Linked DNA regions of Homo sapiens: region 2 is linked to region 1. Evidence: chromatin loops called from intact Hi-C (ENCODE). Cell type or tissue: mesothelial cell of epicardium. All regions are shown on one strand. Each heading gives the region's core, and the rest is flanking DNA. Links, peaks and the distances in the headings are about the cores only. Region 1 overlaps PAX7 (paired box 7). Region 2 holds the start of PAX7 (paired box 7).

Region 1 (4,379 bases), core at 201-4,200:
AATAGGACATGGTCCTGCCTTTCAGGAATTGGTCACTCCTGGTGAAAAGCCAAGAGCACAGGACAGAGTCCAGGGAGGATTCCTGATTCTAGAACAAAAACCCCAACCGCAGTCAGCCTGCTACAGGAAAGAGCGCAAGGCTTCCACCCACGTGCTGTCTGCAGATGTCTGACTTTCGTGGCGGTGGGATCCTGGGTGCTGGGCTGAGACCACCTACCTGAGGAGACAGGCCGTTGCTGACCGGGTTCATGTGGTTGGAGGGCGCCGCCGGATTCATGAAGCTGTCAGAGTAGCTGGAGAAGCTGTGGCGGGCTCCGTAGGCAGAGCTGGTGTCGGCGGCTGCAGCCGCTGCAGCCAGCCCGCCCTGGTGCATGGTGGACGGTGGCAGGGGCTGAGGCCGGTGCACAGTGCTGCCCCCATCTGTAGAGAGACCCAAGAGAGGTCCTAAGCAAGTGGCCTCATCCTGGACGCTGGGCCTCTGAGAGCAGAAGGCAAGCCAAGAGACTCCTCCTCCCGGTCTCCATTCCTTGGAGGGAAGGGACCACCCTCTCATGCTACCTGGGATGAGACAAGTTGGCTCCTGGGCAGGGCAGTAGGCACTGGCCAGGTCTTGACTGACAACCCAACATTCTAGACAACCCCTAGACAGGTGCACACCAGCCACTGTTCCTCAGTGCTTGGCACACAGTAGGTGCTCAATAAATGTCAGCTGGGCTGAAAACCAGACCTTGATGGGGACTCTGTTAATCTACCCAGTCTGTTTTGTTTTGTGAGCGTCAACCACTTGCCAGGTGCTTTTACAAACGCTGCCTAAGGGTATGAAGCAAGACTGTAAATCCCATTTTACAGATGAAGAAACCAAGGCTTGGTGGGCTTGGGGCACTCACACAAGATGACCAGGCTAGTGAGTGATGGGACCAGGATTTGAATGGCCTAACTCTGGAGCCATCTCTGTTCTTTGCTGCTAGGCTGTTATTCTGCGCTCTCTGGGCCCTTCTGTGCAGCTTTGCAGAGGCTGGGACCCTCAACACTGGTTCAATTTATCTTACCAAGTCACAGTGGTGCTGGAGGGGGCTCTTTGACTCTTTCCTTGGCCTCCAGAACTCCAGCCTGCCAGTCATTTAAGAGGAGGCTTTATGAGGTAGCTATCTTTTTTAAAATTTAATTTTTTTTTTGAGATGGAGTCTCACTCTGTCGCCCAGGCTGGAGTGCAGTGGCGCGATCTGGGCTCCGTGCAACCTCCGCCTCCCGGGTTCAAGCGATTCCCCTGCCTCAGCCTCCTGAGTAGCTGGGATTACAGATGCACGCCACCATGCCCAGATAATTTTTTTTTTTTGTATTTTTAGTAGAGATGGAGTTTCACATGTTGGCCAGGCTGGTCTCCAACTCCTGGCCTCAAGAGATCCGCCCGCCTCAGCCTCCCAAAGTGCTGGGATTGCAGTTGTGAGCCACTGCGCCCAGCCCATGAGGCCAATATCAAGTAGTGGTATTCCTGGTGTGTGCTGGGACAGGGCTTCTGGGGTGACAGAATGAGAGCAAGTTCCGGTGAGGTAGGGGGAGGGAACCCTTCTTCCCCTACAAGGCTCACCTTCTCTCCTGAGACCCAGACTTTCCTTTCCTCTCCCAAGGCCCCCTGATCCCCTATCCTCTCTCACCCACTCACCTTCTTCCCTCTGCCTATCCCTTTCCAGCGCTAGAAGGGAATCTTATACTTCAAGCCACTGGGAGAACTGGGCTCAAGTGAGGCCTCCTTCCCAGGAGGACCTGAGGGCTCTGACCCCTCTCAGCCCAGCCTGGCCTAGGGCTGTTCACCCCAGAGTGGGGGGAATCCCTCATAGGGAGCTTTCTCAGGTCCTCAAAGGAGACCCTGACCTTTATTCCATCTCTGAAAATGGATCTTTCCAGAGAGAGGCAAGAAAATGAGGTCCCAGCAAATTATTTAAGCCCCTTTGTAAATTTTTTTTTTGTCATAGGTTGGAGACCAACATAATCTAAAAAAAAAAATGATTCCAACATGATTCCAACATCTTCCCAACAAGTACACACACACGTGCACATGCACACACTCATGCACACACTCACACACTCATTCACTCACTCATACGCACACACTCATGCACACACCCACACACACTCATTCACTCACTCATACGCACACACTCATGCACTCACACGCACACACTCATGCACGCACTCACACGCACATTTGTACTCATGTCACTCTCTCACTTTAAAAACTCAAAGACTGTGACTATGCATGGTCCCAAAGTCCCTGCAGAATCCGTTCCTTTCCCTCCAAAGCAGGTCAGCCCAGTGTCCTCTCCTCCAAATCCTCGCTGCTCAAAGCCTGGTCCATGCTCCACCAGCTTGGGCATTCCCAGGGGGATTTTTAGAAGTGCAGAATCTCAGGCCTCACCCAGACCAGCATTTTAGTAACATTCCTGGGAGATCCCTGGTACCATTTGAGAAGCTCAGTTCTAAACAGGTGCACAGGGGCTGCCTTGGGGATCCCACCTGGCTGCTCTGTGTCAGGGCCAAGAATTTCAAGGGCAGGATTGCATCTTTTTGCTCTCAATAGCCTGCTTACATGAAAGTAAGAAATGGTCATAAAAAAAAGAAGAGCCTTTGTAAGTGAAAGTAAAGAAAGAAGGGAAGGGGCACCACTGAGATGGCAGGACGGGGCCAAGACACTCACCTTGGGAGATGGTGGTGGTGGGGTAGGTGGAGTCCGGCAGCTGGTAGGGGGGCAGCGTGGGCATGCCGGTGGGTGGGAAGCCTCCTGGCAGAAGGTGGTTGAACGCCGCCAGCTGGTTGGCTCCTGCCTGCTTACGCCAACGGGCGCGGCGGTTACTGAACCAGACCTGGGAGGTGGAGAGCAGAGAATGGAGACCCCTCGGCCAGGTTCCTGGCAGAGAGCTGCAACACATGTAGACCCAGTTGCCCAAGCCATCACCCTCTGATCCAGCCAGCATCCTCCTGCAGGCCCCGGCATTGTGCAGCACAGGACGCTTTGCAGAGTGATTTCATAGGTATGACCCCATTCTGCCCTCACAACCACCAGTGAGGGGGTTCTATATTATCCCCATTTTACAGATGAGGAAACCAAGACCCAAAGAAAGTGGGTGACTTGTCCATGGGCCAGGTTGAGTCAGTGGTCCAGCCAGTCCTGTGTGGCTCTCAGGCCAGTGCTCTTTCCTCTGCAGCTGCTCCTTCCTGGAGGGATGCTGGTGCCCTGCTTGACCACCTCCTCCAGGAAGCCCCCCAGGAGGAAGCCACGCATCTGCAACCCACCTGAATGAGACCTGCACTTCAGACCCAGATGTGCAAGCCGGGTTCTTTCTCTGGAGACTGAGGCCCTACTTTGCTTACACACCCTGGGCCTCCTTGAAATAGGAAACACACACACACACACACACACACACACACACACACACACGGATTTATCAAACATTAGTGGGATAATAACCCAACATTTTTGTCTCCCCTTCCTGTGCTGGCACTTCACGTATCAATCCATACATAGACCCATGAGACGTATTCTCCTATTCCCATTTTACAGAAGGGGAAACCAAGGCTCACAGAGGTCAAGTTGCTTGCCCAAGTCCACACAGCTAGTCTGTGTTGGAGCTGAGGTTCAAACTTAAAATCAGTCTGGCCGGGCGCAGCGGCTCACACCTGTAATCCCAGCACTTTGGGAGGCCGAGGCGGGCGGATCACGAGGTCAGGAGATTGAGACCATCCTGGCTAATAAGGTGAAACCCTGTCTCTACTAAAAATACAAAAAAATTAGCCGGGCATGGTGGTGGGCGCCTGTAGTCCCAGCTAGTCGGGAGGCTGAGGCAGGAGAATGGCGTGAACCCGGGAGGCAGAGCTTGCAGTGAGCTGAGATCACGCCACTGCACTCCAGCCTGGGCGACAAGCGAGACTCTGCCTCAAAAAAAAAAAAAAATCAGTCTGGCTTTCTAGAGCCCACTTATCTGGATTTGCAAGTTTCCTGGGACAGGTCAGAGAAAGAGGAGAATGAGGGTGCACACTGGGGCTGCCTTGAGGGGGCTCTTTTCCACCTTCAGCTTTGCACATGCTGTTCCCTCTCCCCTGAACACTCTTCCTGCAGCTGGCTCTTTGGCCTTCAGAGCTCAGCTGAAATGCTTCCTCCTACTCCTACTCCTTAATTGCCGCATCTAAGGTGGGTTCAGGTAGGTTCTCTGCCTTCTGTCAGGTGGGCCTCCTACCTGTGTGCTTCCCCACAGGATCAATGATTCTATATATCTGTTTCTTGGCTGTGCTGCTCCTAATGTCCCCCTCAGACTCAGGCTCCACGGGACAGAGGCCATGCATTCCTTGCCCAATGCCTGGAGCTCAGTAAGTGTTCAAGGAAT
Region 2 (4,379 bases), core at 145-4,144, 70 kb after region 1:
CACAGCCGAGGGACGGGTGACATATGCTGTTGGCTGCTGCCTCCAAGGGCACCTGGTTGTCCCTTGGGTGACTCTCCTTGCTTCTAACCACCCTCGAAGTCCTAATTTCGTTTTGGGACAATTTTAGGACACTACTGCCCCAAAGCTCCTAAATTAAATAGTCGACTTGGCCTCACAAATCCATGAACTGTGCCTGCAGGCTCTGCGAGGCTGGTAGGCAGATGGGACACAGTCCCCCCGGGTGGGGGTGACTTTGGGAACCGGGAAGACAGGCATCACTGGTGTGTGCTGGGGAGGGGAGAACGCCTGGTTGCCTTAATGCAAAGTCTACACAATTTCCTCACAGAAGATTGGGGGGACACCCAGCGCACTAATCCGGCCTCGATCCCCCCAATTTGGGGACTCAGCGGCTGCGGAGATCTGGAAGATTAGAACGATTTCACAGCCGCGGGAGTGGAGGGAGCTGACTGTAATTGAAAGGGAGGAGGCGAGAAGAGGCTCCGCTGCTGGGCCGTTCCTACCGCCCCCTCCCTCGCTCTCCCGGTCCCCCCACCTCTCTTTGTAAAAGTCGGTGTCTGAAGCCACTCTCGGATTTAATCAGAAATCGTGCGTCGCAAAGTCGGAGTCACTCGGTCTCCGTGGCGGGATATGCCATTAGCGCTCAAGAGCTCTCGAGCGCCCAACTTTATATTCAAGAGCCTCTTTAGCGACCGGCACTCGGCTCTCCTCAGTATTCTGCGTCATGTTGGGCAAATATTGTTCTAATCCGCCGCGCGTCCTCAGCCGCCTGTTTTACTTGCATTCGCTACAGGAGAGTGCCACTGCAAATCCCCGGGTTTGCGCGCTCTCCCGCCTGCGTGGCTGCCGGCGCGCACTTGATCACGGAGCCGCTCTCTTCGCCTCTGTCTAATTCAGGGACCCGGCGCCGTCTCGCTGCCCAAGGGAGCTCCTCCCGGATCGCAGGCTGCCAGCCCACCCACCCCCTCCCTGCCTCCTCTCCCCTTCCTCACGCGCCAGGGACTCAAACGATCACAGGAAGAGTAATTTAAAAAAAAAAAGTCGCACATATTTCTAATGACTTCTCTGTGACACCCTAGGCTACCTACCCTCAGAAGCCAAATGATCCCTCAGTGACAGGTTGAGGCCTTCCATTAGTTTAAAAAGAAAACAGAACAAAAACACAGGAGCGGGTCTCTCCGCTGTGCGCTCCCAGCCTTTTCTCCAGCCAGGACCCGGTTCGCCGCCGCCCGTCCTATCGGGTCTCCCCGGGCGGGCGCTGGATGTTTAGGAAGGACGCTTTACAAAATCAGCTCTTTCTTCTCGTTTGGACATTGCCGTGCCCCTCTCGCCGTTTAGAGGTTCTCTAAACCTCGCCGTTTAGAGGTTCTCTCCCGGGAGATTTCCAGAGTGCGGAAGCCCGAGTAAAAAGTTTTAGGGGGAAAATCATTACTAATTATTATTTCCAATTAGTTTGTTTCCAGGCGGAAAAGCAGGAGTGTTTGACTGTGGCTTCGGAAGAAATGGATAGCCGTGGTAGTTGAGGCATATAAAGTATCACCCATGGTAGGTGGTTCGAAATAAAGGACTGGAAGACCAATCCCGGGGGTGGAAAAAATAATTCAAAACAAGAGTAGAAAGCTGGCAGCCAGCGAGCCAGGAGAGCCGAGAAACTGTCAGGGAAGAAGTGTCTGGAAATAGTGGAAAGAGCTGAAATTCACCAGGACCTGATATTTACTAGGAGTCCAAATCTACCAGAATTTCAGCCCTGCGGGTAAAGACCGGCAGCTAGCGACCTGCGAAACGAAGGCCGCCGGGCAGTGAAACCCACGCAGAAGCGGACAAGTATGGGTCCCAGAAACTCCCTGGGTTCCGCGCCCGGACTGGGACCCAGAAGAGAACGGGATCCCTCTGCTATCGCCGGCGCCGCCACCGTCCCCTGGAGACCGCAGCCTCTCCAAGGACCCCGAGTTCCGGGCGGCGGAGTCGCGGCGAGGCCAGCCTGGGCGTTCTTACCTTCCAAAGGGAATCCCGTGCGGGGGTAGTTCTGCCCCGGAGCCGGCCGCATCATTCTCGGTACCGTGCCGGGAAGGGCCGCCATTCTTGCGCACGCCGGGGACGAATCCAAAGTCGGCAAAAATCGCTTCCCGTCCGCTCCCTTCACCCCTGCTGCGATCTCTTTCTTTCCGTCTTCTTCGTCTTCTTTTTTTTAACCTCTTCTCCCTCCCCTCCACACACACTCCCTACCCCCACCCCCCACCCCTGGCTGCAGTCAAACGCGTCCAGAAGCTGGGGAGGGGGGTGAGGTGGGGTGGAGGTTGGGGGGAGGGAAGGTGGCGACGACGAGGAAGTTCAAACAAACAAACACTCCAACCCCAAGTCCGCCTCTGCCGGCTGGCCTCGGCCAGAAGTTGTGCGGGCTGATGCGCCTGGCAGAACCCGGAGACCAGGCCCCGCGGCGGAGGGGGGCCGGGGGAACGCGGCCGGAATCGAGGCCGCCAGCCTCAGAGTGGCGAGCGCCGCGCTCTCGCGCTCTGGCGCTCTGGCGCTCGGGGCCAAAGTTTCCGAGCCCGGAGACTGCGGAGTGGATTTCGTTCTCGTATTTATTTATATATTTATTCTCTCGCTCTCGCTCCCTCCCTCTTCTCCACGCCTTCTTTCTCCGGACCACACTCGCTTCTCCCTCCACACCAGCTTTCACAGCCCCGTCCCCTAGGAGACCCGGGGACAGACGGAAGAAGGAGCCTCCTCGGGTTTCAGGGCTGGACGGAGGAGACAGGGGGTGACGGGGTTGGGGAAAGAGAAATGGAAAAGCGAGGGGGCGCGAGTGATCAGCTGGGTAAGTTGTGCAAAAGTGTTCACCGAAGTACGAGGAGGAGGAGGAGGAGGAGGAGGAGGAGGCAGTGAGCGCGATCTGATAGGTTCGGACTTTTCTTTTATTCATGAGGAGGGAAGGGGGCCAGGGCGCAAGGGAGCGGAGGACCAATAACGAAAAGAAATCGCCAACGAATATTTTTTTCCCTCTTTTCTAATCCCCGGCTCGACCTCGTTTTGGGGGAGAATTTGAACCGCCGTGAAAAGAGAGGGAGCCGATCCCGGCGAGTTGGGGGCTGGGGGAGAAGGGGAGGGGGCCAACTTTGTCCCAGTGCCTTCCTTTGATGAATGGGCCGGATCCGCCGAGTCCCCGGCCCCCAGGTCGCCCACGGCTGCTCTCGGAGTCCCGGCTGTATGGGAATGTCTGCCTCGGGTCCGGCGCCTCTCTGGAGTCTCGCCTTTTCTCTGGCCTCCGAGGGCCAGAGTCCGCCCTATTTCTCATCTTCTCCCTCGTCTTACACCCTCTGAAATTCCTCCAGTGAGGCTCCCCGGGAACCGGCCTAGGGTGACTTGAAGGGAGGAATTCTGACCTTTTCTGTGTAATGTCAGAGCCCCGGTGTCCGGTTCTTACTCTACCTTCCTGCCGCTCTGAGAAGCCCCCAGTAACCGTATCTGGTTCCGAGGCTTGGCAAAGTGGGTCTGCCAAGTGCTAGGCACAGGTTTCTTCCTCCCCTTCCAGTTCCGCCCCGTGCAGACGTCTCCAGCCGCCGCCGTCCTCCTCAGGCCCCCAGGCCGGGCCTATAACTCCTTTCCAGCAGGTAGTTGGGTTTACAGGGAGTTGGTGCTGGTGTGAGGATCTGGGGGCCCAAAGAGGTGGGAAATGGGAGGGAGGGAGCCCGTCAAGACTTGATACAGCTCTGAACTCACCAACTCTGAGCTCCTTGCTGGTGGGTTTGAGGGGACGCCCCAACTGAATGATCAGGAGTCAGGGTGGGGTGATCAGAGGTTCCTGAATTCTTCGCTTTCTGAAGCCAGGGTGACCAGTAGCCTCAACCTCGGGACACCGAGTCCTGGGGGCGAAACGCCCTCCCAGCGGGGCAGGACGCCACAACTGCAGGCCTTTTGTCTCCCGGGGGAAAGAGCGTCTCTGGCCCCACGCTGGAGGCAAAATACAATAAAATGAACCCAGCCCTCAATCTCACCCCCTGCCCGCCCTCTCTCGGCAGTGGGGTCAGCCTTGTCTTAGCCTGGGGCGCTCACCGCTGGCTGGCCCCAGGGTGTCCCCATCCCTCCCCTTCGCCTCACCTGTGACCTTTGCCCCTTGCAGCATGTGACAGATCTCCCTCCTCTCCCCACTCTCCTAGCACAAGGGGCTCATCAGATTTTGGGGGGGCCTTCTGGGAATGGGGGCCCTGATGAAAAACTTGTTGAGCTCATACTCTCTCTAACTGAGAAGACAGATGCCAAGTAGCTTTCGAATTGGAAGGGGGACACCGGGGTACTTTGCCTGGCCCAAGTTATGGGGCCCTCCCCCGGGAGAGATTGGGAGATCAAGCTTTAAGCCATAG

What was found. A loop is a pair of places that touch in the nucleus more often than their neighbours do. Peaks named below come from ENCODE experiments on the same cell type or tissue, not always from the same donor. Only the 100,000 strongest peaks of a DNase experiment are listed, where the experiment ranks them.
Region 2: it touches region 1 in a loop (20-fold over the local background); 1 of 110 quality-filtered maps calls a loop at or near these places.

Annotation. Positions count from the first base shown.
Region 1 is chr1:18,699,135-18,703,513 of GRCh38, reverse strand. It overlaps PAX7 (paired box 7), which reads right to left. Exons shown (of 9, transcript NM_001135254.2): 6 at 2,696-2,861; 7 at 218-420. Among named protein-coding and RNA genes, the nearest start is that of PAX7, 70 kb to the right of the region's middle. In mesothelial cell of epicardium, for the core only: no CTCF peak of the experiment used is centred there; no DNase peak of the experiment used is centred there.
Region 2 is chr1:18,629,323-18,633,701 of GRCh38, reverse strand. PAX7 (paired box 7) reads right to left here and starts at 2,856. Exons shown (of 9, transcript NM_001135254.2): 1 at 2,014-2,856. The coding sequence starts at 2,098. RefSeq lists enhancers at 1-515, 1-1,525, 20-1,533 and promoters at 2,073-2,349, 2,073-2,983, 2,387-3,172. In mesothelial cell of epicardium, for the core only: no CTCF peak of the experiment used is centred there; DNase peaks (open chromatin) are centred at 844 and 1,954.